Regions from separate parts of the Homo sapiens genome. Here region 1 is linked to region 2. Evidence: chromatin contacts called from ENCODE Hi-C or POLR2A ChIA-PET data. All regions are on one chromosome and are shown on one strand. The core of a region is the stretch at or near the end of the contact, and the rest is flanking DNA. Distances in the headings are between cores, read along the strand shown. Region 1 holds the start of PRDM2 (PR/SET domain 2). Region 2 holds the start of DNAJC11 (DnaJ heat shock protein family (Hsp40) member C11).

Region 1 (4,535 bases), core at 616-3,115, 7.0 Mb after region 2:
TATTTTCTTCATAGATACCCCAGATAATTTCGATGCATGGATCCAGTTGGAAGGTATTAATCTAGGTAAGGGGTGCAGAAGTCTGATGACTTTGCTCCACAACAGAGAATACTACTTTGATGACAGGCACGTGGTATCTCCCAGATCTAGGGTCTCTTTTCCTTGAATAGCGGAAGAAATAAGCAAACCCTTGAGGTTTGATTTATTTCCTTATTTTCTTAAGCCCTGTCACTTCTCAAGGCCTTAATAAAATTTACTCTAATGAGGTGATCTTCATTTGTTTACTATAACCGACTCGATCATCAGCTATAGCCTCATTCTTTTTTTTTTTTTTTTTTTTGATACTGAGTCTCGCTCTGTCACCCAGGCTGGAGAGCAGTGGGGCATCTTGGCTCACTGCCAGCTCCGCCTCCCGGGTTCACGCCATTCTCCTGCCTCAGCCTCCGGAGTAGCTGGGACTACAGGCGCCCGCCACCACGCCTGGCTAATTTTTTGTATTTTTAGTAGAGACGGGGTTTCACTGTGTTAGCCAGGATGGTCTCGATCTCCTGACCTCGTGATCCACCCGCCTCGGCCTCCCAATGTGCTGGGATTACAGGCTGAGCCACCGCGCCCGGCCTAGCCTCATTCTTTTACAATAAGATAACATGATATATGTTGATACAACACGTTTTCTTTCTTTTTTGAGATGGAGTCTGTCTCTGTCGCCCAGGCTGGCGAGCAGTGGGGCGATCTTGGCTCACTGCAAGCTCCGTCTCCTGGGTTCACGCCATTCTCCTGCCTCAGCCTCCGGAGTAGCTGGGACTACAGGCACCCGCCACGTCGGCCGGCTAAATTTTTGTAGTTTTAGTAGAGACGGGGTTTCACCGTGTTAGCCAGGATGGTCTCGATCTCCTGACCTCGTGATCCACCTGCCTTGGCCTCCCAAAGTGCTGGGATTACAGGCGTGAGCCACTGCGCCCGGCCAACACGTTTTCTTAAGATTAAACCTGTTACATAAATGATCGTTCATAATTTTTGGAAGCACACCTGCCCTTAGTATCCTGTTTTTCCACTGGGTGCTTTCTGCAGATGGCCAACGTAGCCATCACATTCGGATTCTTCCTGACTTCATTCTCAGAGGATTACTTTATCTTGAAGTGCTGAAGGCTCCAGGCACCATCTATAACGACAACTCCCAACTTTCCAGCTCATCTCCAGCCTGTGCTTCTCCCCGACTCAACTCATTTTCAACCACGTGCTAGGCCTCCACCCTTGGATGTCGAAGAGCCATCTCCAGTTCCACCCAGTTCATCTTCATCAGAACATCTATGAGTCGTCGTCTCTGCAGTCCATTTGTTTGCCCGCTTGGGAACAGCAAGCTCCTTAAGGGCAGGACTACTACCGCGCTCTCAGAGGCGCTGCACTGGAACATCGCGGGCACAGGGCAGCGTTGGTCACTGCTCCTGGGTACTAGGGCAGCAAATAAACCCAGCAGCTGCGTCTGTCTGCCTGGAGTTGGATCTTTTTGGTATAGATCCAAACGTAGAAGTATAAGGTCTACGTTTATGTACTTGTCAGATATTTAATGACCTCCAACGATAGACATGCCCCCCCAACACCTCCTTCAGTCTTTTTGATTCTTTGAGAATCTTTGAACCACGCAGGATCCTAGCCCTAGGGTGCGGTCGGACTTGCCGCGACGCCAGCCGCCGGGGTTCCTTCCCGAGGCGCCGCCATGGGATCCGCGGTGACCTACGAGGGGCGGCTGGGTGGTGGCCATTGGGCGACGGCGCAGGGTCAAGGGCCGGGCTCTGGGATCGTGGGGAGACCGGGGGTCCCGGAGCCCCCCAGCCCCGCAGGCCACTGCCTCGCCGCCCGACGTCACTTCCGACTGGAGTCAAGATGGCGGCGGCGCGGCCGCGGGCGCCGGGGCCGGCGAAACAGCGGCGGCGGCGGCGGCCCTCGGTGCTCTGAGGCGCTGGCGCGGCGGGCGCGGGTAAGGAGTGGCGCGGGTGGGCGGCCTCTGGGCTCGCGCCGGGACGCTGGTCCCTCCCCCCGAGGAGCGCGGCGGCGACGGCGGCGGCGACACGCTGGGGACCCGGCGCCGCAGGGATGGCCGGGTCGGCGGACGCGCCCCCTCAGAGGTCCCGGGCGTGCCGGGGGCCCCGGGACGAGGCGCGGGCCTCCGGGTCGGTGGCCCCGCGGGTGGGTGGCGGCGCCGGGCTCCTCCTTGTCGGCCGTGGGGTCCCTGCGGCGAAGTTCGGGATTCGGTTTGTCGCCGTGAAGAGCCGCGCGCCCCGCGGGGGACGCGTGCGGGCTGCAGAGACTGGCCGGGTGCGGGCGGCGGTGGGGCCACCTGGGGCCCCACGTGGGGCCGGGCGCCGTCCCAATTGTCAAGCCGCTGTGCTTTTCTCTTTTGTGTTCCCACTGAGTGTGTCTTGCACATTTGCACTCCAAATTTGTTTTGTGTCTTGCGTCTTTGTGTTTCCCAAATAGTTTTTGTGTGGTTTTAACCTGGAGATTGTCTCCCTCAATGTTCCCATAGACCCACGGGTGTATGTGTGTGTGTGCGCACGCGCGCGTGTGTGTGTGTTACAGACGTGCAACTCTGTTACTAATTTTGCTAATAAAGCTATCAATGAACCTCTTTTGATGGTGGTAAGTGAGACATGAAGTAAACCTAACAGGTCAGTGTCATTCCCCAAACCTTCGTGGTTCTTTCGATCCACGCGTGAGCCACCGACCCTCCGGGCTTGTAGCTTTGTGTCGGGCTGTGAGCTGCGGCAAAGACCCCATAGTTAACCGGGAAGTCCTGATTTCCTTAACTACGCAGCTGAAATTTCCCCTAACAGAAATTTCGTGCTGGCCCCTCACTTTTCTTTTAGTGTTGTATTGAGATTTTGGGTGTATTTGAGACGTGGAACGTCTTTTGCTGAATCCCAGTAGGTCCTTAGATCCCTTTAACCAGACACTAGAAGAATCATTTTTACCCCAGAACTCGACTAAAATGTTTAAGTTTTTGTTTACTCCAGGTTTATTAAAAGTGACCGAAACTTTTAACAACAAATGGAACTCTTCAATGATTTCTTTTACAATGGTACACACTTCGCCTCGGTTTGATCAGTTGTGTCCAAGTATTAGAAAAATGTAGGCCTTTTAAAAAAAAACATGATAGGAAATTTACATATATTAAGGAGGAGGAACTGAGACACACTGTCATACGTTCTTTTTTAGTAGGGTTCTGTGTTTTTGAGATGGTCCAAACTGCCCCATCACTCTTGAGGCTTCCGGACTAACACTTATTGGCCAAATTTTTACATGTAGAATCTTAGTTTAGCCTTGAGATGACCTTTAAAGATCATTTTTATTAAACCCCCTCATTTCGAGCTATGGAAACAAATCAAAATTCACAGTGGAACTAAAACTCATTTACATTTTCTGTGATTCCAGGGCTCTTTTTACTCAACACATCTGTTTTGGTTTGATTGAAATAAGTTAATACATTTTAAGTGCTTAGAAAAGTGCCAGAACATGATAATACTGCTCAGTAAATGTTTGCTTTTGTTGATTCTGAAGGTGGTTTCTTTAATTGAAAGGTTGGTATGTTCAGGTTTGTTTTTTCCTTATTTTGTGGACAGGGCCTGAAACAGTACAGTTTAAATCTGTAAGAATGTATTAATTTTGTAAGTACAAAACATAACAAAAGATTCTCACTGTAGAAAATTGGAAAGTAGAGAAAAGCACAAAGAAGAAACAGAAATTGGGCATAACCTTCCCCTCTTCAGATAACCATTGTTAACGTTTGGCAGATCTTCCTGTCTCTCTTGGTGTGGATATGCGTATTTCTTTCCTTATTTTACAGTTCATTCACATATATATATATTTATTTACATTTTATACAGGATTGATAATATAGTGTGTATATTGTTTGCAACCTGTCTTGCCTTATGATACGGTGAGCATGTATCCATGCCACTAACTAGTCAATATTATGTTTAATGGCTATTTAATATGTGGATGGGCCGTAAGTTATCAATCAAGTCCATATTGATCTGTAAGGTTTCTCAAGCCTGAGTTTTCTTTTCATTAAGATTTGTTTGAAAGTTTTTTTAAAATCGTGGGTTTTAAAGTTCTGTAATCTTTTGAGATTACAGTGAAAAATATAAATTCTGCTTTTTAGCATCTAAATAAGCATTTTTCTTGCGGGTGCAGTCATAAGAAGTAACACTCAATTTCAGCTTCCTTTCTTCCGTTCTTGGCTGTGGCTGTGCAGTTATGTACATATATCTGCGCCTATTCTTTTGATGATTATTTTACGTTAGATGTTTATTTATTCATGAGACTGTTTCTTTAAGCAGCCTGTTTCTTTTCAAGTTCCAAACCTGATTTACAAACCCTTTTTAAGTCCTGTTAAATCATAGACTTTCCAGGATGGAAAGCACCTTAGGTTATTTACTATTTTCATGTCTTCTGAGTAGCTTTTCATGTTATTTTTAATACTCATGCAGAAAAAAAACCAAAACAGCGGACTTCTACTAGAAAACTCCATAATG
Region 2 (4,837 bases), core at 1,477-3,976:
GAGCTCAGGAGACCAACCTGGGCAACACAGAGAGACCCTGTCTCTACAAAAGATACAAAAATTAGCTGGGTATGGTGGCATGTGCCTGTGGTCCTAGCTACTAGCGAGTCTGAGGTGGGAGCACCTGAGCCCGGGGAAGTCAAGGTTGCAGTGCACCATGATCCACCTCTGCACTTCAGCCTGGGCAACAGAGTGAGACCCTGTCTCTAAACAAACAAACAAAATTTCTTTGGCTCCCATCCGTAAGTCCAAAAACAATGACAGGCTCTACAGTTTCAGCAGTTTCAAGGTATACCTTTGACAAAATCTTCACCTAGGACTCTGGCTAAAACTATTACTCTAGACCTGCTTGATCATCTGCAGCAGCTGCCTACGGTTCAGTACGCCTGATAAATGGCTGCTCAATTACTGACAACCCAGACTAAGTACGAATGATTTCAGAAAGGCTGGCTTCATTTATTGCTTGACTTCTAAAAACTGGAAAAAAAGTATAACTAGCCAGACATCTTCATTTAAAGGGAAAGAGACTTAAGGCTAAATAAGTGATTAGCCCATTAAAACCTAGATGATGGGTTGATGGGTGCAGCAAACCACCATGGCTCATGTTTACCTATGTAACAAACCTGCACGTTCTGCACATGTATCCTGGAACTTAAAGTATAATTTAAAAAAAAAAGGAAAAAAAGGAGTGATTAGCCCGAAGTGTTGATTAATGAGAACAAGAACCCCCAGGTGCCCTATGGCAGCCTAACAAAATCTGCAATTCCCAAAGATATTTCACTGGACATTCTCATAGTACAGTGGCCCATACATTCGAGGGATTCTTTCATGAGGTGCTCAGTATCAAGCCTCTGAGCCCAAGCTAAGCCATCATATCCCCTATGACCTGCACATATACATCCAGATGGCCTGAAGCAACTGAAGATCCACAAAAGAAGTGAAAATAGCCAGGTCCTGCCTTAACTGAAGATATTCCACCATGGTGATTTACTCCTGCCCCACCCTAACTGGTCAATTGGCCTTATGACAATACACGCTCCCCGCCCTTGTGATAATGTACTTTGTGATATTCCGCCCTTAAGAAGGTACTTTGTAATATTCTCCCCACTCTTGAGAATGTACTTTGTGAGATCCACCCCCTGCCCACAAAAAATTGCTCCTAACTCCACCGCCTATCCCAAACCTATAAGAACTAATGATAATCCCACCACCCTTTGCTGACTCTCTTTTCGGACTCAGCCCATACGCACCCAGGTGATTAAAAAGGTTTATTGCTCACACAAAGCCTGTTTGGTGGTCTCTTCACACGGACGCGCGTGACACTCAAGGATACAGTACCAGAACTAGCAGCTTTGTAGTCCAAGGACTGGTAAGGTAAGGTGACAGACTAGCATGGAGCTCACAAGCTGGGCTCCAGAGTCAGACTGCCTGGGTTGAGTTCAGGCTCTTGCACTTTCTAGTAGTGTGACTTTAGACACACTACTTAATCTCTCTATGCCTTGGTTTCCTCAAGTGTAAATCAAGGGCTATCATAATACTTACCTTAAGAGCTATCCTCAGAATTAAATGAGATAACAGTACAAAGTTCATTCAGCATAGTGGTCCCACACAAGATAAGTTTGTATTATTAACATCACATAGACTAATATTTACTGACAACACACACTGAACCCGCTTTGGTTAGCATAGCCAAACTTGGCTAGCTTTCATTACCACTGGAAAACCTGAGAGATGGAATTAGGAATTCTCTGGCAGGGCTGAAAAGTCTGGACCCATCGGCTTAAAGAAACTGATCCACCTCATGACCTGACCCTGGAAGCCTTCTCGCCCTTCACACCTATCTCAACTCCAGACTAGTCAAGAACAAAGGAGTGTAGTGGGGCCCTACTACTGCCAGGCTATGTGAGACTCTCTCATGTTATCTTTTATTCGTTGAGGAGACAGGGTACAAGTGCTTGGTGTGAATGTTGAAGCTGTTGTTAGGGCACCACTTTTCTGGCCTAGGGCTTCTTCCTAATCTGCAGCCTCCGAGCCGAGGGTCTGTGTCCCGGAGGCTCTGCCTGCAATTTCTGGACATCGGGTCCAGGGGAATGAAAGAGGGCATGAGACGCATGCCTCTGAGGCTGGACCCACTTCAGAGGCAGAGCGTCCCCACGAAAGACTCGGGAACCGGAAAAAGCCCTAAGGACGTTCCCTAGTGGCCTTGACCTTGGTGGGTGAGACTCAGTTCGCCATCCTGCTGGCGGCGGGCGATGACACAGCCCCTCAGCCAGGACGAGTATGTGGGCTGAGCGCGAGACGGGGTCTCGGAGGACTGCTAACCCCACTACGGTGGCCTCCTCGGGGCCCCCGTTTCCTCTTGAGCGTGCGGGGGCCTCTGGCCCTACCCGGACACAGTGCACGCGGCGCACTGGCCTTCAGGAGCTGGGGCGGAGGCTGGCCCCGGAACCCCCGGCGGGAGGGTCTGGGCGGTGGGGACGCCTCCATCGGGCGGCTGGCGTGCACGTCGCCGGGGTCACGCGGCCTCCCCGACGGACCCGAGCCTCCCGTGGCGGGGGTGGGGCGGCCACCGCCAGCCCGGCCCTCCCGAACGACCGGGCTCGGCCTCAGCCCCCAGAGCGTCCAGCCGCTGGCCTCACCTCCCTGCGCACGTTCAGCAACGAGTAATAGTCTTCATTGTCCAGCTCCTCCTCGCTCAAGGCCGTCGCCATCTTCGCAACCTTTCACCCCGCCAAACCGGCAAGGCCGTGCTCAAGAGGGGCCAGTGATCCGCGTCAGGGACAGCGCGGGCCAGCCCGGCTGCGCCACAGCGGCCCCTGGCGGCCCGGAGCCGTCCGCGCCCGGCGGGAGTGCGCCTGCGCTTTGCGCCCCCGCGCGGCCTAGGGCGGGACGCGGCGCCTAGGCAGCCCTGGCGGGGTGACCACGCGGGTGTCTCTTCGTGCTCCCAATGGACGCGTGGCACGCGGCGTGGCTGCGTCCTCGGGGGCCTGAGATCCAGCCAGGACTCCCTAGGGCTTTTCCTGTACTAGAAAGGGAAACTTTGCTTTTTTTTTTTTTTTTTGAGACGGAGTCATACTCTGTCGCCCAGCCTGGTGTGTGTGCAGTGGCGCAATCCCGGCTCACTGAAGCCTCCACCTCCCGGGTTCAAGCGATTCTCCTGCCTCAGCCTCCCGAGTAGCTGGGACTCCAGGCGCGCGCCACCACGCCCAGTTAATTTTTTTGTATTTTTGGTAGAGACACGGTTTCACCATGTTGGCCAGGCTGGTCTGAGGCTCCTGAACTCAGGAGATCCTCGGCCTCCCAAAGTGCTGGGATTACAGGCATGAGCCACCGCGTCCTGCCTAGAAAGGGAAACTTTGAAGTCACCTCCAGGAGATTGTCATCCTCTGGGAGACAAACCCCTGTGATACCACCTGTTACCCCACTGGCCCCAAACTCCTGGAAGAAGCGCGAGGTGCCCCCAGTGCAGGGTGCATCCGGATCCTAGATATCCCCCAAATGACATTTGTTCCTACCTCCATTGTCTTTTCTCTTGGCCACCCAGAAGCCTTCCTGCCCAGAACAGGCCTCCTCATTTTAGTTATTTGTTATTGCTCTAATTTAGGAGCACCTGGCCATCTTTTCTGCTGCTTAAATGACAAAGCAATAACTATTTGGTTCCTGATATAATTGTCTCTGGCAGGCATGTGTACCTGCAGTCCCTACCCCAGAGCCATTCTCCTGTAAATTTCTCCCTTATAATTTATCGGTGGAGTCTAATTGATTTCAACCTGGTGCCTGCTGTTTGGTGCATTATTAAAGATGTCTTGGTTACAACAATCTAAATAATTTAAAGGTCTTCGAAATGACGCCATTGTCAAGGGAAGGTGGACAGCAGCCCACTCTTGCCACCTGTTTGGTTCCCGCTGACCTGCGCAAGTCTCAGAAACCTTTGTTGTTCCTTCACTAACCACCAGTCCATAGCCATCCCCGTTGCCCTTCATAAGCAGGTCTCCTGGGAAGCCCCGAACACCTGTCTGTGGATTTGAGAGGCTGATTTCTTTCTCTTTCTAATTTTTGGCCAGATGTGCACCATCTGGGCCTGTGTCTCATCCCTTCCAAGTTGCCCAGCCCTCTTAGGATCTTTTGGCATGAGACACTTCGGTGTGCTGAGACAGATTGTTCGGGTGGGTTGAGTCAGCCTGAAACAAACTGTCAGCCCAGGTTGTAAATTAAGGGCTATTTCTTTAGTTGTGTGAAGCTTCTCCACAACAGCTTCCATGGTCCATCAGCTCTTCCAGCAATGTTATGGGCTTTGCCTTTTTCTCCTTTGCAGAGAAAAGAGCTGTGGTTAGGGCCAAACTGCATGCTGACATTTGACAGTCTTTAAGAATTTCTTTCTTTTTTTTTTTTTTTGTTTGAGACAGAGTCTCACTCGGTCGCCCAGGCTGGAGTGCAGTGCCACGATCTTGGCTCACTGCAACCTCCGCCTCCCGGGTTCAAGCGATTCTCCTGCCTCAGCCTCCCAAGCAGCTGGGACTACAGGCGTGCGCCATCACGCCCAGCTAATTTTTGTATTTTTAGTAGAGACGGGGTTTCACCATATTGGCCAGGCTGGTCTCGAACTCCTGACCTCGTGATCCACCTGCCTCGGCCTCCCAAAGTGCTGGGATTACAGGCGTGAGCCACCGCACCCGGCCAAGAATTTCATACAGAGAGACTGGGGGTAAAAACAACAATGTGGAGACATTCCTTTTTCCCTTAGGTTTTTTTTTCTTTTTTCTTTTTTCTTTTTTTTTTGAGATGGAGTCTCGCTCTGTCGCCCAGGCTGGAGTGCAGTGGCACGATCTCGGCTCAC

Evidence for each region. A loop is a pair of places that touch in the nucleus more often than their neighbours do. ChIA-PET counts read pairs that join two places held with the same protein, here RNA polymerase II (POLR2A). Pooled maps may share reads with other maps.
Region 1: a loop to region 2 is called in a pooled map, with 3 times the contacts of the local background. The contact joins the promoter of PRDM2 here to the promoter of DNAJC11 in region 2. A Hi-C loop is called at or near these places in 1 of 50 pooled maps. POLR2A ChIA-PET finds 5 or more read pairs at or near these places in 2 of 52 experiments (H1 and WTC11).

The regions. Positions count from the first base shown.
Region 1 is chr1:13,698,323-13,702,857 of GRCh38, forward strand. PRDM2 (PR/SET domain 2) reads left to right here and starts at 1,866. Exons shown (of 10, transcript NM_001393986.1): 1 at 1,866-1,978. RefSeq lists a silencer at 1,619-2,388 and an enhancer at 4,372-4,535.
Region 2 is chr1:6,699,090-6,703,926 of GRCh38, forward strand. DNAJC11 (DnaJ heat shock protein family (Hsp40) member C11) reads right to left here and starts at 2,727. Exons shown (of 16, transcript NM_018198.4): 1 at 2,640-2,727. The coding sequence starts at 2,711. RefSeq lists a silencer at 2,514-2,963.